3 separate regions of the Mus musculus genome follow, and regions 2 and 3 are each linked to region 1. Evidence: chromatin loops called from intact Hi-C (ENCODE). Cell type or tissue: gastrocnemius. All regions are shown on one strand. Region 1 has its middle 61 kb from the start of Ube2uos. Region 2 overlaps Raver2 (ribonucleoprotein, PTB-binding 2). Region 3 has its middle 34 kb from the start of Gm46888.

Evidence for each region. A loop is a pair of places that touch in the nucleus more often than their neighbours do. Peaks named below come from ENCODE experiments on the same cell type or tissue, not always from the same donor. Only the 100,000 strongest peaks of a DNase experiment are listed, where the experiment ranks them.
Region 2: a loop joins it to region 1, with 15 times the contacts of the local background. A loop is called at or near these places in 19 of 42 quality-filtered maps.
Region 3: a loop joins it to region 1, with 3 times the contacts of the local background. A loop is called at or near these places in 15 of 42 quality-filtered maps.

The regions. Positions count from the first base shown.
Region 1 is chr4:100,585,342-100,593,341 of GRCm38, forward strand. No RefSeq gene overlaps it. Among named protein-coding and RNA genes, the nearest start is that of Ube2uos, 61 kb to the left of the region's middle. In gastrocnemius, a CTCF peak has its summit at 3,050 (motif pointing right); DNase peaks (open chromatin) are centred at 3,088 and 3,309; H3K4me3 peaks cover 928 bases; H3K27ac peaks cover 474 bases.
Region 2 is chr4:101,142,625-101,150,624 of GRCm38, forward strand. It overlaps Raver2 (ribonucleoprotein, PTB-binding 2), which reads left to right. Exons shown (of 12, transcript NM_183024.1): 12 at 7,708-8,000. The coding sequence ends at 7,854. Among named protein-coding and RNA genes, the nearest start is that of Gm24468, 40 kb to the right of the region's middle. In gastrocnemius, CTCF peaks have their summits at 3,685 (motif pointing left) and 4,819 (motif pointing right); DNase peaks (open chromatin) are centred at 2,391, 3,558 and 3,945.
Region 3 is chr4:100,719,060-100,727,059 of GRCm38, forward strand. No RefSeq gene overlaps it. Among named protein-coding and RNA genes, the nearest start is that of Gm46888, 34 kb to the left of the region's middle. In gastrocnemius, a CTCF peak has its summit at 3,633 (motif pointing right); a DNase peak (open chromatin) is centred at 3,633.

The DNA of each region.
Region 1 (8,000 bases):
TGTATTCAGAAATTTATTCATTTCTTTTAGACTTTCCAATTTCTTGGAACTTAACTTTTTATTCTATTCACTGAAAATCTTCTGAATTTTGCCAGAGTCTGTTCTAATGTCTCATTTATCATTTCTAATTAATTGATTTGAGTTTTCTCTTTATCTTGGTTAGTTTGACTAGGAATCAATTGATCTTATCAATCATTTCAACGAATTAACTCTTTTTCTGTCTCACTTATTCATTGTGTTTTCACTCTGCCTCATTAATTTCTGGTTTTTATTATTTCTTGACATTTACTAATTTGAGTTTGGATTCTTTTTTCTTTTCTAGAGATTAAGAATAGGTTATTTATTGGAGAGCACTCTGGTCATGTGTAACTATAAAATTTCCTCTTAGGATTTCCTTGGCCATATCCTAATTTTTCTCATCTATTCTCATTTTCTTTTTACTCTAAGAATTTCCTCATTTAGTCCCTGATTTCCTCAATAACTCATTTCCTAAATGATAATGTTATTTCAAATGGGTAGTATTGGTTGGGTCAGTGAAATGGCTCAGAGGGTAAAAGCGCTTGCTGCCTGAGGTGATGCAGCCCTGACAGCCTGGTTCACTCCCCAGAACTCATGCAAAGGTGGGAGGAGAGAACTGGCACCATAAACGTATCCTCTGGCCTCCATATGCATGCTGGGATACACGTACCCAGCAACACACACACACAGTAAAGCACACACTAAAATGATAAGCAAAATTTAATTTTAAAAATTGTATTGTTGTGCTGGGGTAATGGCTCATGGATAAAGTGTTTGCCATCCAACTGTGAGGACCAGAGTTCAGCTACCCAGAACCCAAAAAAAAATCTGACCAGGCATGGTGTCCGCCAGTAACCACAGCACTTGGGAGATGAAGACAGGGAGGCTTGAAGTAAGTCGACTAGCTAGACTAGCCAGAGTTGGAAAGTTCCAGATTCAGTGAACCCTGATTCAGTAAATAAAGAGAAATCCAGGTCACCTTACAGCAACTTCAAGCTCCTACCTGTGCATGCTCTTACACACGTACACTTGTATTCATACATGTACAAATGCACATGCAGATGCATCACACATGATGCTCTCGTAAAGATAAGTGTGTCGTTTGATTTCCAAGCATCTATACGTTTTCTGAGGTTTACTAACTTTATTGGGTTTTGGTTTTGTTCTTGTTTGTTTGTTTATTTGTTGTTTTTTTATGCTTTGGGCTTTTGTAATTTCTCAATTCCTTTTTGTTCTTGGTCAAATTATTAGCAAGGGTTGAAGTATATGAGGAAATATATGTACTTTCTGCCAAGCCTAAGGGCCTGAGTTCCATCCCTTAAAGACTATGTAATAGGGGAAAGACGAGTCCTGATAATTGTTCTCTGACCTCCACAAGTTCTCTGTAGCATGCAGGTATGTATGTGCACACATGTGCTTGCGTGTGTGCCTGCACACACACACACACACACATACACCAATGTAATTTAAAATTTCTGCCACACTATTCTTCATTTACCTCTGCGGCTTCCTCTGAGTTCAGCTCACTCTTGTTTTCAGTTTGTTTCAAGCAATGCTTGTTTGGGAGGGGTCCTCGAGTTAGGTTCTCACTGTTTGATCTACTTGCATAGACTTAACTTCACCCTCTTGCAACTGGGAGTACAGGTGCATCCCACCGTGCTAGGCTTAACTTACTCCCCCAGCCCCAATTCCTTACACTGGAAGCTGATACCTAAACTGAAGACTTTTCCCCAAACCCAAGAATTTAATCCAACAGACTTATTATCTTTAATCCAAAAATCCTGCCTACTCTCCTCCGCTCCCTGCAAAGTGAGAGCCAACATGCAAACAATTTCCGGTTTTAGGGTATTTCAGATTTCAGAATGTCTTGGATTTGGGGGTTCCTGGTTAGGCCATACTGAAGTTGTAATGGCTAAGCAAGCATTCTGAGACACTTCTGGACTCCACATTTTTGGAAAGGAGACCAACCCTGAGTAAAGTCCCCCTCAGTTCCTCTTGCTTCCCTGGCAATCCAAGGAACTGTTATGTTTCAAATTTTCACTAAAACTAAAAGAGGCCTAATTTTGTTTGTATTCTTTGATCCATGTATTATTTAGAAGTTGTTTTTAGTAAATATTTGGAGATTGCCCAGAGATCTTTCTGCTTTTGATTTCTAAAATAATTCCATGTGGAACGAGAATGTTTCCTAAAATATCATAAGAGTTCTTTCATTACCAAGCTATGGCTATATTTTCTATTTTTAGCTGCCAATGGAAAAATATGTCAAAAATACATGCAAGCTGAAATAGAAACATTTAGAAACAAAACAGTTCTAGTTTGAGAGAATTTCTTACTCTTTACCCCACAGGCAACAGCAGGGGTTGCTGGTGGGGGATTCCAAATTTGGAGTCTGACATCAAGAGCCAGTCACATGCTTGCAAACTGTGGCCAGGGGATAGGAGTTAACCCACTTTCACACTGGTTTCTCTAGTCCAGCAGGATAGGCAATAATGAATGACACCTCAGTTGTTAAGGCTGCTGAGAAGACCAAAAAAAAAAAAATGCACAAATGCATTATAAAATACTAAAAGCAGCGGCGCAGACCTGCAGTGAGCCTTGTGCATTTCATAAAAGAAGTTGTACTTCTGATAATTCATCTGATAGACTATGATAGAAAAATCAGTTTCCAGAGACCTGAATTCAAACCCATCAGCTACACGGATGGCTTTGAAGAGCATCCATACATAGCACTTTGAGATGCATTTTGGTGGGAGATTTTTCTTAAATCTGCCCCTGGGGTGTGACAAGCCATTTAGTTAGGACACCTATCGCTGGAAGGGATCTCTTCGCCTTCACCACATGAGGCGAATCTGAAGCTCAAGTCTACACGAGTGTGAGTTCCAGTTTTGTGACTCACAGACTTCCGAGAAGAGAGTAGGAGAGAAGATGGGAAACTTAACTTCTAAACATCCCCCCAAAAACAGTGGTATCGGTATCACTACAGCCTAAGACAGCTTTAGAAAATCTGCCTTATTGTTCCTACTCCTCTCTCCCTGAAGGTGGCGCCCGTTAGCCGCTGTGCCCGTGCTCAGGCTCTGAGGTTCCCAGAAGCCAAGCACTTTGAAAGGCTGGCAGAAACCAAGAGCATTTATGAGTGGGACCGCTGTGCTTCCCTAGGGAAGACGTTTCCACACCGCGGGAAAGGCTTTCTAAGAGGAAATTACTCTAGCTTAACGATAGTGCTGCTCGGTAAAGTCAGAGCCAACCTGGAGAAGTCAGTCAATCCTGCCTGTCAGATGCCAGAGCCCCTGTGATCCTGCTCAATGACTTCCAGTGCCTAATGCCCGCCCTGGGAGGAGGGGGCGGGAGTGCCCTAGGTACCAACAAGAAAGCTCCCGAGCCTGATCTCCACCCAGAGCGCCTTTGCCTCCTTCTCATTACAGGTTGGGAGACTCTGAGAACACTGACAGTTCTTTTCCCTTCCTTGTCCCTTCCCCTCCCCACCCCCCTTCTCCTCTCCCTCCCTATTACCTTTCCTTTTATTCCCTTCCCTTCTTTCCCATCCCCTCCCTGTCTCTCTTCTCCCTCCCCAGGGGAAAGAAGGAGGAGGGAGAGACGCTCAAATCTTGTACTAAACAGTTCCATAGCTTAACCACCCTTCCAAACCTGTGTTCTTTCCGACTAATCTGATATCCAGATGCCAAAGCAAAGCCCACGTGGTTTGAGGTTTTTATCAGGCACGCAAAGAAAAGCTAGCTCTTGTTTGCTGCACACTGCTCTGCAGAAGAGCTGCAGGCCCCTTTTTGCTTTTATTTGTGGCCTCAAAGTCCAGACCCTCTCCCCTGTTCTTCGTCTTATTTTTGAGTTCTAGAGACCACACTGGAATCCAAACGGAAAGCGATCCCCCTAAAAGCCAAGGATAATTAAATTTACTAATTGAATTTTGTTTCAACAAATACAATTACAACATGCAATATCATCTCCTGGGGCTTTTTACATGTCTCAGGGAGGAGCCCTTGGTAACAGTGCTCCCCTGATAGAGAAAAGGGCTTTCTGCAGAGGAGAAACGGTGTGTCCCAGGCAGGTGTGCTCACAAGCCACTAGCCATTTCTAAGGGAACCTACACACTTAATATTGTCCTGGCTAACTCTACATGTGACAGACAGTTACGTTACAGCAATCTAAAATAAACCCAATGTCAATAGGGAAGGTTATTAAAAGGATATATTTACTTTAATGTTCACCAAGGTTTTAATATCTATGGATCCCCATATTATATGACTGATAGGAACACACACACACACACACACACACACACGCATAGGCACAGAGAGAGAGAGAGAGAGAGAGAGAGAGAGAGAGAGAGAGAGAGAGAGAGAGAGGTAGCAGTCCAAAAGAGGCTTAAAGAGACAGAGATTCATTTTCCTCTCAAAATCAGAAGCTCCAGGTCGCTCCTGCTCCTCTCTTGCTCCCTTGCTTTTCCCTCCCCCTTCCTCCTCCCCATTCTCTTTCCCCCTCTCTCTCCACGTGCTCATGGCCAACCTCTATTCTCTGTGTCTCTCAACTACCCTCTTAACTCCCCTCCCCATGCACTGAATAAACTCTATTCTATACTACAGAAGAAGAAGAGGAAGAGGAAGAGGAAGAGGAAGAGGAAGAGGAAGAGGAAGAGGAAGAGGAAGAAGAAGAAGAAGAAGAAGAAGAAGAAGAAGAAGAAGAAGAAGAAGAAGAAGAAGAAGAAGAAAGAGGAGGAGGAGGAAGAGGATAAGGAAGAGGAAGAAGCAGCTGCTCTGGGTCAGGTGGGGCTGGCCCCACAAAGCTGGTGGTGGGTTGACACTACCAAGGGCCAAGCTTGCTTCTTTTCCACACTTCTGTATGTGGAGTGCTGCCTTTTGTTCCAGTGCCTTTCTCAACAGGGCTGCAAGAGCTCCAGACTTTACCTCTGTTCAAGACTGAGGGGCTAAGAAAGCAGAAAGGATGATGATATTGGTTCCTATTTCCATTTAAAGCAACAGGCTACCGTAAGATGTATTCAACGCTAGAGAGCAAACTTTCCAGGAAATGTCGGCTTCTCTGTTCATCCATTCAGATATTTACTTATTGTGATTCAGGGGGTAGTTTACACCCTCTGCGCTAAAGCAAGGCTATGCATTCAAGGCTAGCCTGAGCAAATTAGTGAGGCCCTATCTCAAAATAGTAAGGAAAAGAGAAGGCTGGGGATGTCATGTGCTTACCTAGCATAACGCAATACCCAGTACCACCTAAAATAAATACATGTTTAATACATGTTCTCTCTCTCTCTCTCTCTCTCTCTCTCTCTCTCTCTCTCTCTCTCTCTCTCTCTCTGTGTGTGTGTGTGTGTGTGTGTGTGTGTGTGTGTTAGTGTTTCCATTTTTTTTTTTAAATCTTAAAGTTCTGGACATTTACACTTCAGTTAGGAGACTGAATATCTTGGACAGCCTAGGGCAGAGGGCTTTAACATCTCCTAAGAAATTGATATGAGTGGTCCTAAAGCAAGGTTCTAAGTCACATTTTCAGTCCAAGAATGGCTCAGAACACAGGAACTGTAGAATGGCTGGGCCTATTCTGATCCAGAGTTGCCTGTATTCTATGGAGGTTTGGAAACACCTCCTAAACTAGAATAGCAGACTAAATCACTGAGGGATGGACTGCAGAAGCTGCTGGTTTAAGACCAAAATCCAACCTGACCTGGCATTCTGGGAGTTGTAGTTCTTGGAAAATAACAAAGCCATAAACTGGCCAAATGGTTTTGTCCTTTAAAAAAGCCCCTATGACTCATGTCTCAATACCACTCATGGAGAATTCCAGAGGGTGGTCTTAACCAAAGTCTATTCTGGTCAGTATTTAATTAAAGTTTGGCTCAAATTTGGCTCAAAATGGTGGAACTGATTTATCTCTTGCAAATCGAAGGATTAATACTAGGACTGGCTGAGTCCAGTGGTCCCAGACAGTAATGGCTGTGTCCAGGAAAAGCTGCCATCTAAAATTCAAGAGGTGGAGCTAGGCTCCAAAGAGCACTGTGCTCCATGGACTAGAGCAGTTGGCTCCTCATCTATGGGAGTAAACAGGGCGCCGTGAGACTGGAACCTGGTAGAGAGGAGCCATCATTCAAGACTGTGCCCGATTATAAAAGTTGAGCCCCAGGACTCTGTGAAGACTGCTGCTGTGCCTCAGTGTCCAAGGGCTCCAGGTGTGCATCTCAGCTGGAGCCTCCCAGCAGCTAGGGTCATTGCCACTGTTCAATAAAAGACTGGTGGAACCCAGAAAAGCTCTATGCCCCTTTTTTCATATCTTTAACTTGGGTTTGCATCTATTAATTTAACCAAAACCTAAAGAGCCAAATCAGAAGACACCTGGAGAGTGTTCCCAGCCTCTCTAGATAGCTATTGGAAAAGGGAAGGACACTATGTAGATCAAGAGGCAGGGCTGTTCAGGTAAGAAACAGACTGCAGGAGTTTGGCCAAAACATTCACATGGTATCCTACTTCGTTCTGAGGGTGAGGGTGGGGGCATAACAGACAGACATGATTCCTAGTAAAGTAAAAGTTTTGAAAAATAAAGTGAAAGAATTAATCCAAGAAGCCTTAGAAACTTAGATCTAAATAGATGTAGCCTTCCAAATTCAATTTGTCTTCCGCTGTGAAAAGAGACTAGGTGACTAAGTGTTTATTTTTTAAAAATAATAATAAGCTTATTTCGAAGACACATCCATGTGTTTACTGCAGCACCATTTACAATGTCCAAGGTAGGGAACCCATGTAGCTTACAGGGATGGATAAGGAAAGCATGACAGGTACACACTGTGGACTCCCATAGAATACTATACAGCCACAAGATAGATTGAAATCCTTTCATTTGCAGCACCATGGACTGAAGAAGGTGAGAAGTAAAATAAGCCAGAAACAGCAAATGCTGCACATTCCTCTGAATGGGCGGCTGCTAAAAGATTAACCTCACACTAGACAATTGGATAATGGTTGTCGGGTACCAGTGAGGGTGTGGGAGAGGGGTACATGGCATAGACAATGGCTAAAGGATGGCAGGTGCAGTTGGATATGGAAACACAAACTCCAGCATTCTATAGCACAGAAAAGCAGCAGTTTAGAAATCATTAATGGAATGCTTTGAGTAAGCAAAAAAATCTTAGGTGGTAGACACACAATTACCCCATCTGACATTCCACAATGTACCTGCAATGAAATGTCATACTGTGCCCTCAAATTAATGCACAATTACTATGTGTCTGAAAAAAATGTTTAAAATGAAGATTTACCAAATCAAAGAAAGAGGTTAATATGTGCACATTAAACTAGCGATAGATGTTCCCAAAGCTTTTAGATAATTTATCTTGAAGTCAAGTCACTCGGGCTGTCTCCCTGTGGACCAGCTGTGGTTAGTAACTCTGGTTGTTACCTGGACTGGATTGAGAAACACTTACACACTTGGATTAACACACTCCTAAGCCTGTGTGTGAGGACATCCCCAAGATGATTGGCATGTGGGTCAGGGAGCTGAATGGGGAAGGGCTGACCTCAATATGGTGCACGGTTCTGTGGGATGGAGGCCCAGATGGAACAAAAAGCAGCAGAATGGGGAATCTTGCCCACACCACTGGCTCCACCCTTCTCAGTTTGTATGTTCTGACTGCTGCCATCAACCCATGGACCTTAGACTCCAGCTCCTTCAGCCTGGAAACCTCACATCAGCTACTCTCCAGGGATAGGGGCTGCATCACTGGGCCATTTCCATCTGAAGGCTTCTAAGGTCTTGGACTGAGCTGCTATTGGTTACTCCGACTCTCGAGCCTGCAGATGGCGGCAATGGGACTACCCACCTCTCATCACTTCACAAATCCCCTTAAATTCTAGGTGAATGCTATTGGTTTTGCTGCTCCTCTATAAAACCCTTGATAGTATACCAGGGTTCTCTAGTTGAGGGCACAGACCCCAATTATATCCATCTGAACATCTACAACAGTATGA
Region 2 (8,000 bases), 560 kb after region 1:
CCCACATGGCAGCTCTCATAACCGTCTGTTAACTCCAGTGCCTGGGGCCCTTTTCTGGCCTCCATGGGCTCCAGGCACACATGTGGTGCACAGACATACATGTAGGTAAAATAACCTACAGATATAAAACATTTCATGAGGGAGATGGAGCCGCAATGACCAGGTGTTGGTATCAGTAAACAATGACATTAAAACATAAATGGCAAATAACATGATGACATCATGGACACATAGGGGGTCTCAGAGAGTTACACACTATAAAAGAATTTAATAATTCTAGAACTGACAGGAGTTGTTTAGCGCTCTCGCTCTCTCTCTTTTTGATTGGTTTGTTGGTTTGTTCAAGACAGGGTTTCTCTGTGTAGCCCTGGCTGTCTTGGAACTCACTCTGTAGACCAGGGTGGCTTCAAATTCAGACCTGCCTCGCTCTGCCTCTTGAGTGCTGGAAGTAAAGGCATTCGCCACTGCCTAGCAGTTGTTTTGTGATATTAAAGATTACATTAGATGGGAACAGCACAGGACTGGAAAGACAGGAAGGAAAGATTCACCACTAGAAAAGCAGCAGGCAGAGGAGAGAGTGGAAACCAGTGAGCAGGCTCTTCAGAGCCCCGGGAGCAGACCAAGCAGCTAGAAGTGCATATCAGTGGAGGAGATGCGGTTAATGGAGTATAAAATGTTTGAAAAACGAACGATCAAAATTTTCTTCAAAAAACACAGATCTCATGAGCAGAGTCCCCTCTCGTAAATCAGGAACTCACGATCGTGTACAGGAGTCAGACTTACAGAGAGATGATCTAGACAGTAACGGGGTAACAACAATGCGTATTGTCTCAGAGACTGCAGCCTTGGCACCAGTGTCATCTGGGGTTGAATAATTGCTGGGCCTTCCCTGGACATCACATGGTGTCTAGCAGCCTCTCCAGCAGCGAGAGCCACTGTCAGGACTGATAAAATGTGCAGATGACAACTGTTTCCCCCCTTTGAGTTCATAGGGAACCAGTACAGAGCATCGTTGACACTGTAATGCATGCAGATAGTTATCTTACAGCCCTAATGCCAGGGCCAGAATGGAGCAAGTGAAATAGGGATTTGAAGGTTTCTGCATTGTGCATGAATGTGCATCGCAATCTATAGGGTAGCCATTAACAGATAACAGCAGTTCACACAGCCAGGAGAACTGACTTTTCACAAGTTCAAAAGAAGCTACTGAACAGTAACAAAAGAGAGGGGTTTGTAGATTCATTTCCAGTCACCACATCATTTCATTTAAATGATCTTCAGTTTTCAACAACAACAGAAAAATCAATAGAACAGAAAGAGAGAGAGAGAGAGAGAGAGAGAGAGAGGGAGAGAGAGAGAGAGAGGAATCAGACAAGTCAGGAAATGTGGTGGTTTGAATAGCAGTGACCCTCATCGACTCATAGATTTGAATGCGTGGTCATTAGGGAGTGGCAGTACTTGACAATGATTAGGAGGTGTGGTCTTTTGGAGTAGGTGTGGCTTTGGGTTTCAATTGTTGAAGACAGGCCTCTTGTCTCTCTTCCTGCTGCCTGCCAAGCCAGATGTAGATCTCTCGGCACCATCTCTGCCATGTTGTTCCTCAGCACCGTCTCTGCCATGCTTCCTGCCATGATGACAAGGAACTAAACCTCTGACACTGTAAGCCAGCCCCAGTTAAATGTTTTCCTTTATAAAAGTTCCCATGGTCATGATGTCAACAATAGAACATTGACTAAGACACCGTGCACAGGGGAAGCAGGTAATACAAAATGCTCATAAGGTCTCCTGGGTGTTGGACTTAGGAGACGACGGTATAAAGAATTAAAGTGAGTCATATGTAAAGAACGACCTTGGGCAGTGTGGGAGCTGGGCCACACCAAGCAGGCTGTCAACATAATAAAAACTTCATTAAGGGACTGCAGCAGATGTCAGCAGGGATAAGAGTGACAAGCATGGAATGTAGGTCATATGAGATGACCCACACCAAGAAACTGGAAGGAAAAAGAGTCACAGCTATATGGGCAAAGGCATGGTGAACTGTCAGTAAAAGTTAGCATTCCTCAAACTAAGAGTTTGACTTGTAGATATGTGCTAAGAGAATTTGAATGTATCTACATACCAGTTTATACACTAATGTTTACGGTAAATTATCTCTAACAGCCAAAATGGAAAGGCCCAGTTGTCTACAAGTTAGCAAGCAAATGAGCAGCATGATGAACCACAAAAGCATGCTAAGTGAAGTAAGCCAAAGAGGCCACATGTATGATTCTGTTTATGTGCAGTGTTCAGAATAAGTAAATCTGTAGGGAAAGTCAGATGACTGCTCTGGGAGTGCAGAGGAAGAGTCAGCGGCTGTCGCTGGCAGTGCGGGGATACTCTGGGGTCAGACGGAGAGTCAGCGGCTGTCACTGGCAGTGCGGGGATACTCTGGGGTCAGACTGAGTCTTCCAGCTCTGTACATAGAAACAAACACTGGACTAACGATATGTTCAGTGTTTACTTGTTACTTATATGCATATGTGTTTGTGTCAGAGTATGTGCATGTAAGCAGGTGCCTGCAGAGGCAGGGAGGGTGAACCAGATTCTCTTGGAGCCGACCAGTGTGGGGCTAGGAGCGGACCTTACATTCTCTGTAAGAGCAGTATACACGCTTTTAACTGTTGAGCCATCCTGCCAGCCCTGGAGTGTGGTAGTTTAGAAACAAACCTTAGTTATCCTAAATAGAGGAAGCATATTTACTTAGTGTTCCTGAAGTTCCAAAGTGCGTACCGTAACCACGTTAACCCGGCGTGTTCCAATCTAGAGCTCCTTAGAAGCCAGTTTTAAGTGGCTACCTCCCCTCGTCCCTGGCTGTAGTTACTCAACACTGAGATGCAACTGATTTTAAGTAGCTACCTCCCCACGTCCCTGGCTATAGTTACTGTACTCAACACTGAGATGCAGCTGATTTTAAGTAGTTACCTCCCCACATCCCTGGCTATAGTTACTGTACTCAACACTGAGATGCAGCTGATTTTTCCCAAAATTACATGTCCTAGATATTTGAAGTGGACGATGAAAAATGAAGCCAGAAACAAATGGAGTTATTTTAAAGTCTAATAGCATTATTAGCTGAAAGATCTTTTTAATTTGGATAGCTATAGACAGTTTGATATTTCAGAGTCTGAGGTAAAGATGAACAGGTCTGTCTGCATCAGATGGGTGTTATACGTCCATGTTACAGGAGCCCATGAGCCAGCTTATTAAATATTTAATGCCCGAGTATAGCCTCTAACTACAATCTGACAAAACAATAGAATATTCCTTCCTGCCCCCTTTTATTGAAGTAGAAAAAGTACCTTTTCAGCATGGCGTAATCATTAGTTTCAGTAATATGAAGGATAATTTAGGAATCCCTTCACCGTTTTCCCTGACCATTAAACTGAGATTTGGGTTTTTCTTTCCACACTTGGCTTGGGGCAGCCGCCTGGCTCACTGGCAGGAGTCCTTTGCACTGCCAAGCCATAGTCTTGTGTTTCCCTGGTTACATGGATCTTTCCTGCTGGGAAGCTGGCCGTCCAACCCAGGGAATCGGCTACAGAATGTGTGATGAGTTAGGGTGGCCGCAAACCCAAAAATGAACTAAAAAGCAATGAAGCGTCTCGGTCTCTCCTTAGAGAGCCTAATGCTGCCATCTAGTGGGCAAACAGTGCAAGAGCACATCATGTTATGTGACACAGGACATTCCTTTGTACCATTAAATGAACTTAAGGTGTCTAACTTACACAGTTGTGGCCACTGAGACTTTCCGGGTGGTTTTCATTTTTGAAAAATGTGACACAGTGACTTGCCAGGTGAGTTTTGGGGGCAAATGTGAGTCTTATAGATACACAGTTGTCGGTGTCATACAGTCCCACAAGTAGGAACAGCCAGTGCAGAGATGCATGAGACAAACTTGGTACCTTGTTAAAGGAACAAAGGGAGGGAGAGCGCCCAGCAGGAGAGGCTGGGGCAAGATGGAAATGGAGAAGTCTCAGTGGGTGGGGACAGGGCAGACAGGTAGGACCTTGTTAGGTCCTTTGTGTACTTAGGATTTTATTCTAAGCTATGACTAAAGAACATAGGAAGGCCAGAACATAGGTTTAGGACCTGGAAAAATGGAATTGTCACTGGCTGAGATGGGTAGGAACGCGGGTAGAATGGGTTTTGGGGGGCTGGGAGGAGATTTAGTTTGCCTGGCTGGTCCCGTATGATGTTCATTGCTGATTGGCCATCTATCTCAGGAATCTGGATGTCAGGGAGAATGTTGTCACAAATTATGTGGGAGGTTGAGATGCCAAGGGTTGAGGGCCAGGAGTCCAGTAGTCATTGTCAACTCTCTGGATTTCTCATCTTCTTGGTGAGATAGCTGACTAGCTAAGAGTGAAGATGCCGGGCTCCCCCGCGGGAGGCTAGAGGGGAGTGGAAATTGTTGACATCATAACTACAGCACTCAGGAAGCCGCCTCCTCACATCGTGGTTCCAAAGATCAGAGCCCAGGAAGAATCATGATAGGCGGTTTCACCTCATCCTGAGGAGAATCCTGCTGAAGATGAATGTTTTCTGGAAAGGGCCCATCCTGGGGGGCGGGGGAGCGACGGCTCTTGGATGAGGCCTAGTGAAGTGTTGTGAAAGCAACCTGACGGGATGTTCTTGTGCTGGTGCAATTTCACCAAATCAGCAGGTTATACTTTGTGTGTGTGTGTGTGTGTGTGTGTGTCTGTCTGTCTGTCTGTGAGAGAGAGACAGAGACACACAGAGAGAGACTGCTTGTCAGTGTTTATACTGCATGGCTGCAGGTGACTATGGAGCCCAGCAGAGGGAGTCTAACTCTTGAATCTGGACATTGAGAAGGTGATGAGCTCCCTAGTGTGGTTGCTGGAACCTGAACCTGGTCCTCTGCAAGAGCAGCAAGTGTTTTCTTACCATGAAACCATCTCTCCAGCCCACAACTTTTAAATTGTTTTGTTTTGTTGAGACATGATCTTACCGTGTACCTTGGCTGGCCATAAATTCAGACATCCCTCTGCCTCTGCCTTCTAAAAGCTGGGATCCTTAACAGTGCTGGGACTTGAAGGTATCTGCCACCACACTCTGCTAGTAGCATGTTACATTCTAAATTCCCTGCTGTCCTGGGACAGCGTTTTGAACTTTAAATGTGCTACGGTGCAGAAAGTACCTGGGTGTGCTGCATCTGCAGGGCGAGCTACTGGCTCCCAAAGCTGCAGCTGGGTAGCATCACAGGGCTAGGGTGAGCTTTGTTTCAAGTGCATTTGAAATTTTTTAAAATGCTTATTTTGTGCACAGGGATGGAAGGGCACACGTCATGGCCTGCTTGTGGAGGTCAGAGGACTGTGTGGCCCCCAGAGGTAGAGCCCAGGACATGACTCTTGTTGCCAAGTGCCTTTCCTACCGACTCCTCTCCAGTAACTGAGGAAAGCCCTCAGATAGGAGTTTGGAGAGAGCCAAGTGCACGTTTTCATTCATTCATTCATTCATTCATTCATTCATTCATTGAAGCCTAGGGCCCAAGACCTGAAGGTGAAGGGTATGAAGGAAGAGACGCCGCATGCTGTGACAGACAAGAGGAAGTTGATCTGTGTGCTTTTTTTCTCTTTGTGGCAATTTTTAAATGTTTCTTACTCATTTTTAGTTACGAGTTTGTTTTTCTCAGACTACTGTGCTTGCTTCAAAACCTCCAACTACCGTTGTTCCCCACTCACTAATCCTTACAAAGCTAGCCGTCTTTGATGTACTAAGTCAGAATTATCCTTCTCCGCTGCTGTATGAGCCACAAGGGCATTTTTCATTTCTCATTCTTAACTAATGTTTTTCTCTGACATTCAGGCTCACCTCTTCGGTCTCTGTTGGCTGGCTCTGGATGATATAGAGCCATTTGAATAACAACATCCAGTGTCTGCCTGGTTTGGGAGAATAAAGACGATCTAGAAGGCTCTTGCTTTAAGGATGAACGTGGTCACCATGCAGCACGGAGAGAGGGAGGCATAGGGGAGCTCTGCCCACTGTGAGAGGTGTTTGCATCTTGCTCCTTGTGGCAGTTTGAATATGCTTGGCCAAGGGAGTGGCACTACTAGGAGGAGTGGCCTTGCTGGAGGAAGTGTGTTACTGTGAGGTGGGCATTGAGTCCCTCCTAGCCACGTAGGGGACAGTCTTCTCCTGTCTGCCTTGGATGAAGACGTAGAACTCTCAACTCCAGAAGTCCCAGGTCTGCCTGGAGGCTGCCATGTACCTTGATGCTAATGGACTGAAGCTCTGAACCTATTAAGCCAGCCCCAACTCAATGCTGTCCTTTATAAGAGCCACCTTGGTCATGGTGTCTGTCCACAGAAGTAAACCCTAAGCCACCCCTCATGTTTGGGAAAATCTCACTTGCAGAACGAGCTGCAGGTTAGCGGTTTTAGTGGCTAAGGTGGAGCCACCAGTATCTTTCCAATTGCTGGGAGATGCTGGGCTCAGCAGTGGGCGTGAGCCGGGGAAAAGCTGCCTACATTGTCAACCTAAGACTACTTTCATCTGTGTTCCTCCCTGCCCCCACCTCCACAGTTTCCAAGCAAATGCTATGCAGTTGTTCAACTTTGTGAATAATCCCTTAGGGCGATGCTTCTCACCCTTCCTATTGCTGTGACTTCCTAATACAGTTCCTCAGGTTCTGGCGACCCGCGACCATAAAACTTTGTTACTACTTCCTATGATTTTGCTACTGATATGAACTGTAATATAAATATCTGATATACAGGATATCTGACCCAGGCTGAGGACCACTGCCTTGGACTCACTTAAGAGGATTGAGGGAGAGAGGCAGCGTAGCTGTTTAGTGGTGGGTCTGTCATTCTGCCTCTTTTTTTTTTTTTCTCTCTCCAAATGAAACCCAATGCAATGGCTATGCCACTGAGCAACCCATGGGCTCTCATGTCTCTTCTTGACAGGATGATGGGAGGACAAATGCAACCTATGACGCAACCTTTTTAAGGGTTTAAAGACACCGAATGTGAGAACTCTCCAGTGTTAGAAAGCTGACCTCCCTCCCCATCAGCTGTTCTCACATTGTGTATCTGGGCTGTTATAATGGCCTCAGCAAGCACCTCACACTTATTTGTAGGGAAAGGTCACGTGCTAGGCTGCAGGATATCATTGTACTGATTAATGTGGCCTGTTATGGGGAACATTAGATCAGACTCTCGGGAAGGGAGCCTGGAAATCTGATTATTTGGGGCCCCAAAGTTTTGAGATGACCATTACTGTTGGTAGTGCTGTCATTTTCCCTGACACCACTCTGACAAGTTCTTGCACACAGTCAATGGGCATACTTAACACGACTCCCCACTTGCTAGCCTGCATCCTCCATCAGAGCCAGATGCTTGGTACTGCTCTTCTGCCTCAGGTGTGAATAGGACCAGTTTCCTCCTCCCACATCCCAGAACTGAGGTGAGGGCTCAGGTTCTAGGTGGGACTGACTGGTGCTGGGGTGGAGTGCAGGGCCAGAGGCTGCTCTTCAACTGAACCATACCAGGCTCTCCACGGGTGACTTTATAGAGACTTGAAAGTCTAATTCCTGCAACAAAGGTGGTTTTCTATTTCTTCTCGGTTTTGGGATTCTGGGATTCTGTCCTCACACCAACTGAGGATAGCATGCTTTTCTCACGGACATCTTCACTGACTTTCTCACAGGCATCCTCCTTGAGGAATGAGAAGCGAGGCTCCTCCTATCTCATCTCTGCCCCAGAAGGAGGCCCGGTAGAACTCGCTGGCCAGCACCCTCAGGACACCGGAGTGAGCTACACAGAAACCTACTTGAAAAAGAAGCGTGTGTACTAAGCTCCGGGTCTCCTGCCCGCCTGCTGCGGCGCGGCGCCTGCTGCTCATCGCTGCCTTAACTTCATTCACACTAGCCATATCCTTTCTATACGGGTGTCTGACTTCCCAGAAGGAACTGTCATGCAGCAGGCAGATCAGCCAAATAC
Region 3 (8,000 bases), 130 kb after region 1:
TCTCTCTCAGTACCTCACAGAACCTCATTAACATACCTCATTTGCATGTCTCACATCTGATTGGTTATTCTTTCAGTACCTCACAGAACCTCATTATCATGCCCGGGCCAGGCAGTATCTTGGCAAAAAACTTTACTGCATATGTACACATTGATTGTTTGCCCAAACTTATGTGTGGTGGCCAGCGGTAGCCAGCGCCACTCTGCAACAGCACATGTGGCTTCCCACACACCACCATTTCCCAGAAGTTCCCTTTCTTTAAGATTCAACTTCTGCTTTTATATTACATATATTCCACTACCCTGTCTCCTTTCCACCTCCCTTAAGTTATCTTCCCATGTTCTGGGGCATGGTGACAAACACATTTCATCCAAGCACTCTCGAGATAGAGTCAGGCAGTTTCTCTGTGAGTTGAGACTAACCTAGTATACACAGAGAAAGAGTTCTACAACAGCCAGAGCTACATAGACCCTGGCTCAAAACAAACCAAACAAACAAACAAACAAAAACAACCAAAAAAGGCATCTTCTCTCTTCTTATGATCCCCTTTCCAGACTTACATTCCATTCCATGACATACACACCCACATATGTACCTATAAATTTATACTCTGTGTGTGTGAGAGAAAATGTACTATATTTTTCCTTCTGCATTTAGTTTATTTTGCCTAACATAATGATTGTTGTATATATTTTTTGCAAACGCCATCATTTCAGTTTTCTTGATGGCTGCATAACATTTCCCTGCATATGTGAAGCACATTTTCTTTCTCTATTCACCTGTTGGTGGGCATCTAAGCTTGTTCCAGTCCCTGGCTGTTGTGAATGTTATAGCTGTAAGGGTGGGTGTGATATACATGTAAGTGTCAAGAGTAGTGTAACTGGGTCATGCAGTTCTAGTTTTTGCTGTTTGAGGACCCTCCATGCTGATTTCCATAGTGGCTGCACACTGTACTCCCAACCCCCAACAGAGAATAAGGGTCCCTCTTTCCTTGCATCTTCTACAGCACTTGTTGTTGGTTGGTTTCCTGTTGATAACTAATCTACCTGGATAAAACAGAACCTCAGAGCTGTTTTAACTTGTAAACCTTGATGGCCAACAATGTTGAATGATTATTCAAGTGGTGATTGGCCATTTCTTCTCTTGAGAACTGTCTATTCAATTCATTAATACATGGTGTATATATACATATATGTGTGTGCACATACATGTGAAGGTCAGAGGTCAAGGTAAAATGCAGAAGACTGTTGTAGAGAAGAAAGTAGAAAGATCAAGAGATTTTTTTTAAAAAAAAGAGAGAAAAAAGAGATTGCCCTAGAGTTAAAAACCAAAGTTCTAAGATGAAATTAAATAAATACAAGAAGGGAAATAAAAGCAAAGACATAATAGACTTTTAAAACAAAATAGAAGGCCACCGATGTAGCTCATCAGTAGAGTGCTTGATTTTCTCCTCACCCCCACATAAACTAGACATGTGTGGTGGTACATGCCTGTCATCCAAGGATTTAGGAAATAGAAGCAGATTAGAAATTTAAGACCACCCTTGGCTACTTAGCACTAAGCTAGTGTGAGAGACTCTTGTCTCAACAACAACAACAACAAAAATCAAATAATAATGTAAAATCAAATACAACTAAATTACTAGGTATAGTAAGAGGGACACGTGGACCAAAGCGAAAAAGAAAGAAAGTAAGGGAAAAGGAAAAACTAAAATATTAGCCCCAAATGGAAGATTTATATAAACAAAATTAAAGTATATGATGGAGAGGAACAAATAAAACAATAGATACAATAAAGTACCCAGCTAGGCATGCGGTAACGTTGTTGTTGTTGTTGTTGTTGTTGTTGTTGTTGTTTGAAACTCACAGAGGTATGGAGCTGGAGAGCTGGCTCAGCAGTTAAGAGCACTGGCTGCTCTTGCAGAGGACCAGGCTTCAGTTCCCAGCACTTGTACCCACATGGTGGCTCACAATCATCTGTCACTCCAGTTCCAGGGAATCAGACACCTTCTTCTGGCCTCCGAAGGCATCAGGCACACATGTGGTCCATAGACAGATATGCAGGCAAAACCCTTGCACACATTAGGAAAAAAAAATTAACCCTTCTTTAAAAAATAACCACATAGAAGAAAATATAAAGCTAGTTGGCACAACTTCTGCCTGGGCCCCTGAGAACTGGAGACAGCCAGTATTACGAATGGTGGAAGGAAGATCAGGTTAGGCCCTGTCACCTCGATGAAAGGGACCAAATTGTTCCCAAGCCAGAGGAAGAGGTTGCACAGAGGGAAAATAACTCTCAGAAGAAACCAACGAGACAAAAAAGGCATGGCACAGGAATCAATTCAGCATAAAATAAATGCAAATAAAATTTTTCAAAAATTCGCTCCGGGGCATGGTTAGCTTGGTGCATAAGAATAGTAACACGTGGAAGCCCGCCCAAAATGATTTAAAATATCTTCCTCCATCAGTCAGGACTTCAAGCTTTAATCAACAAAACATGGGCTAAGTTAAGGAGGAAAATTAGGTAGCTCACAGAACTTCAGGATGACCCGAGACCCAGGTTGGAAGGTTCCAGTGCCCAGTACAGTGGCAAGATGATAGTGCAAAGTTGCTCTTACCTGGGTAGCTTAGACCACTATTGGCACCACGTTAAGCATAGACCTCAGTTAAAGCCATTGTCCCAGCTGCTTTTAGAAAACGGCCCAGTATTACACGATGTCACCACCACCTTCACAGCGGCCATTGGCATGTCCGCCCACAGAGCTCCTCTGACATTAAGCTCCCTTTGTTTCTGTCCTCGCTCCCTTCCTGCTCCGTGACTGGCATTGCCACCTACAGGAGCTCTAGGCAGACCCTGAGCTTCCATAACTCTAAACCATTAAAGAGTGTGTGGCAGAGTGGATGTCAGGTGATCAATTCCCCACCCCACCCCCACAATCAGAGGGGCTACAAAAAGAAAACATCTACAAATAGTCACTGTCCACAGTAGGATAATATAGGAAACTCCCAGACACAGAAAGCCATTTCAGGCACTGGGCAGCCAATATATATAACAAGTGTATACAGTGTTGCTGTTGCAGAGCCAAGAAGCTCCGCGGCTTAGAGCCTGAGGGTGCAGCTCATGGCAATGCACACTTAGCTTATGTGCCCTGGATTCTAGCCCCAGCTCCAAACGCAAAGTCCCATGAGCACACAAAGTTCCTTTTATATCTTCCCGTGTATGAATCTATTGGTGCACAATCTAAAAGCGTCCATCAAGACACTAACTCAAGTGCTCAGCTTTGCAAAACTGCAGCGAGGCCCGTGCAGTGCGCATGCTCCCACCTGCCCCTCCCTCTCCTTTCTCATTCATTTCTTCACTACTATTCTGCCTTTATGTACTCGAATGGTCTTGATCACGAGTCATAACCAATGACGCAGGGAATACAACTGAAGACTGTATTCAATAGACCCTTCTCAGAAAGCAAGGGTTCCATGTTCCCATCTGGCTACAGTACCTACCTGCAGCGCAGTACTCTCCTAGATGCTGGGGTCCTTGCCTTGAGTCTTTTGCTACCGCGGTTCCCACTTTCCTTTGCGGCACTTGTGAAGCAGCCCCACACCTGTCCTCTAGGATCACGGCATTTGACCCACCACCAGCAGGGGGCGCCGCGCCTTCTCCCTGTGTCCTTTCCACACTACCTGGGTCCCTCTATAATGCTCAGCCCTTTTAATCCCTGCTCCTGTCTGCTCCAACCTTGCCTCATCTGGTACCCAGCCTCTGTATCATCTCCTCTTATAGATGCTGCTGATGAGCAGAGAAGGAGGAAGGTCGGGACCTAGGGCAATGTAAAAGAAACTTGAGAAAGAATCTGTCACAAGGAGCTGCTGTTTGTTTGAAATACCTTTTAAATTTTTAACGGCTTCTTCCCCTAACGCTGACTTCTCCCGAGTATATCTTCCCTTCTTTCATGCTCACAGCATCTGTGTCCTTTGCAGTCTTCTGTGGCATCTCAGAAAACCCACTTCAGTCTAAATATAATTGGGAACGGACTCCTGAAGGGCGTTGGAAAGAACCAAACATTGATTGTTCTGTCCCATTGAAAAGCTTAATCCTCAGTCATGCCTGAAGCAGCTCGATAGCTAGCTCGCCCTCAGCAGTACCCTAGGCCCTCCCTAGAAAAGGTACACTTATCCTCAGTCCCTTAGCTCTCCACACAAGGGCAGTAACCTTGATCCTGACAGAGGGCTACAACAAGCCAAATGCCATTTGTCCAGCAACTAGGGCTCTTTTCTATGGAGGCAAGAGATGGGAAGGCACATGTGGCTCCCAGTAACAACCCTAGTTAACTCCCCCCACCCAGCCTGCCCCTCCACATGCCCGTGCACACAGAACACCCATGTTGACTTTCATTGCTTTTTCAAAAATTTCATGTTAAGGTGAATCCTCAAAGCCCAAAAGGCACTCAAAGAGTTCCTAGTCCCATTTGTAAGCGCTGTCACAACTCCATGCTAGAGTTATTCAGGATACACAGGCAATAGACACCACGACCATGCATTCCACTGTTGGATTCTGAGTTTGATGGAATTCCAACTTTAAAAAAAAAAAAAGTTTCTTTGCTGTAAGCAGCTCCATTTAGTGGCTAAACTTTGAAGAACAATGTGGTTCATCCCCCTCTGTTTTGAATCCCATTCTTTGTTTCTCCTGACTATTTCAAATCATCTCTGCTGCAAAAAAACAGACCACGTCAATGATGTTGAGTAATCGCTCTCATCATTCCGTCTCAGCCCACACACCATTTTAAATTCTTTCTAGAAGTTGATTTCTAACTAGACAGTAGGAGGCTTGCTGGATAGTGCTATGCACGCATTTGACGTTATTTCACTCATATTTTGTCGCCTCCTATTCCAACCAGCAGAAAGGAACAATGACACTACATTCTTCTCAAAGCAGTTTATTCAGGAACCTTTCAACATCATGCATGAATCTCTCTCCAGAAATCAATCTCTCCAGAAAAAAAACAACAACCAACCCGACCCCAATCGCAATCCCTTATATAACCTCTCAACCACACCCCAGCAGTCCAGTCCACATAACAGCAGTCCATTCGCCGGAATCATCACTCATCATATGGTCCGATCTTGCATCATGGTGCACCTGTGCAGTTCTCACGATGGACGTGGCTTATTTTCAGGTGTATGAGGAAGTCAGGTGCAAGTCATAAGACTTGGCTGCAGTCCCGGGCGCTATCTTGGGGGCTGCTGCCACACCCGCTCCTCACAATATTGGAAAGGTAAGGATTTCCAGTGGTCTCTCCAGAGTTGGACTGGCATGGTTTTTTGTCCTTACAACTGAGTCCCAGAGGCCCAATGTAAGAGGAGTTCTAGAAGAGCATTTTTCCAGATGAGCTGCTCAGAGCTGGGGTGGGAGGGCCATGGGGGTCTTAGGAAAGTAACTGATATGTAAGAAAAGGATTCTGCAGTCAAATCATGTCAAAAGGCAGCGTGATAGACAGGATTGCCAAGGTGAGAAGATGTCTGCAAGCAAGTACACATGGATTTTAGCAAGAGAAGTTAAGAGATCTTATTTTGCTTTAGGATTTATTTTTATTTATCTGTATGGATGTATGTGTGTGTATGTGTGACTATATGACACATGTTTGTGGGTGCCTACAGAAGACAGAAGAAGGTGTCAGATTCCCCCGGAGCTGGAGTTGCAGGCTCTTGTGAACAGAACTCAGGTCCTCTGCGGCAGTTTTTCTAACCATTGTGCCCCTCTTCGCATCCCCCATGGAGGACCCGAGCTTTCTTCTCACTTATGTGTTTTTCTTGTTTCCTTTCATTGTCCCTCCAAGGGGTGTCACCTGTATGACATGCTATTCACTTGTTCTAACACATGTGTGACATGCTATACATGAGTCCTAACAGTTCAATGCCGAGCATTTTTCAAGTTTCATTTGCTTATGTTTTGGGTACCTACTTGATTTCTGTGCTCATCTATTTAATTCCAGTATAGAATCAATGAAAGTTTCCTCTTTGCACCCAGCAATATGACTCAGCCTAATGAGCTGAGTTTACTCTCCTGGACACATGAAGGAAGGAAAAAACATCTCCCACAGCTTGTTCTCTGTCCTTCTCATGTACTCTGTGATGCACGCACACCTACATCTACACACACACACACCGGGCACACCCATACAATAATTGATTAATTGAAGTTTTAAAATAATACATATTTTTTAAATGTAAAAGCAAGTCCATGTGTGACAGAAGAAATTAGATGGGTCTCTCTCTTGATTGCAGGACTTTTTGGAACCTTTGGTGAGTTACTGTGTTTCAAATTACAAAGAAGATGTGTGTGTGTGTGTGTGTGTGTGTGTGTGTGTTGTATAGTGTTTCTCATGTATATATGACACAGAAAGTCTGTTATTAGGAGTCTTTTTTATTTGTTTGTTTGTTTGTTTGTTTACATACATGCTCTATCTGTATGTATACCTGCAGGCCAGAAGAGGGCATCAAATCCCATTACAGATGGCTGTGAGCCACCATGTGGTTGCTGGAAATTGAACTCAGGACTTCTGGAAGAGCCGTCAGTGCTCTTAACCACTGAGCCATCTCTCTAGCCCTTGTTATTGAAAGTCTTACAAGACATGCTTTTTTGGACAGTAAAGATTGCCTACTATCCAACTTCCTTCCTCCTAAAATAGAAAAGCAAGCAAACAAAAGAGAAAAGCATAAGAAGTAGACAACATTTGTGAACAAAAACATCTCTGTGGCTGCTACCTGAAAGAGCTGCCCCCTTCAGTGCATGAGCCCTCAGCATGCACAGACCTCCCTGCCACTACCATCCCAGGAACAGGCCAGCTCTGACCTGCTGGTCTCACGTGGCTCCTCACTGTCTCTGTTGGCTTCTCTGCCAGGCTTTCTGGTGGCTACCATTTCTCTACATCATCCTCTTCCTGATGGCAAGACATCGCCACCAGGTTTTGAGCGAACTCTGCTTGCCTGGACCTCTTGCTTTCTACCCGCCCTCACCTGCTTACCCCCTCACTTCCGCCTCCACCGGTTTTCCAGCTGCCCGGTCTCTGACCTTCACCTGTGGCTTGGCCCACAGCTACATTGACTACTGAAACTTGCCAGACAACAAAATATTGGGAGGATTTCCCTTGCCACATAAAAGATCCACTCAGCTACATACAACAAGAGCATGCATGAGAATGAAGACAGGAAGACTCCATGACATCGTTTGGCTTCTCTGAGGTGCCCATGGCTCACACCATTAGTCCCTGGATGTCCTGGAGCTATGTTCTGATAAGCAATGATGTTGCAAAGACTTGTTCTTTCTATATTTTTAATGTAGAACCAGAACCTTACTTATTCACATTTTATTAAGAGCATGACAACTCTCTGCTTATAAACCAGATTATGATCAGCCTGTCATTTTATTTGATATTCCTTTGTTTTTCATTATTTTTTTTTTCTGTTAAATTGACTGAAACCCTGCAGGCATGAGTGCCTTGAAATTAAAATGTATTGTTAATATTCCAGGCCACACACACTGATGCTTCACGGGGCTTTGAGGTTCGCTGCTGAGATGAATGCGTCTGATATTCCCAGGCTGAGAAGATTTGCCCAGTCCAGCCTGTGTTGCAGAATGCCTTTGTTCCTGGAGGCAAATTTGGCAAGGTTTTTGTTAAAGGTTCAACTGGGATTCACTGTGTTCTTCCCTCGAGGTCACTTGTCAGTAAGTTTAATGAAAGGCAAACAGGTACGAGACTTCAATACAGCCAAACAGATTCTATTTTCAGAAGAGTGTGTGTGTCTGTGTGTGTGCATGTGTGCGCATGTTTACATCTCTAGAGAAGTGTGTGTCCATGTGAGTAGCTAAGGAAAAAAAAAAAAAAAAACCCAAGCTCCTCATTGAGTGGCATCATAAAGCCAGAACATTTAGACAATTGACAAGGTTAAATTATTAATTGAGAAGAAATTACCATTGTAAATAGGCACCAGAAAAATACCTTA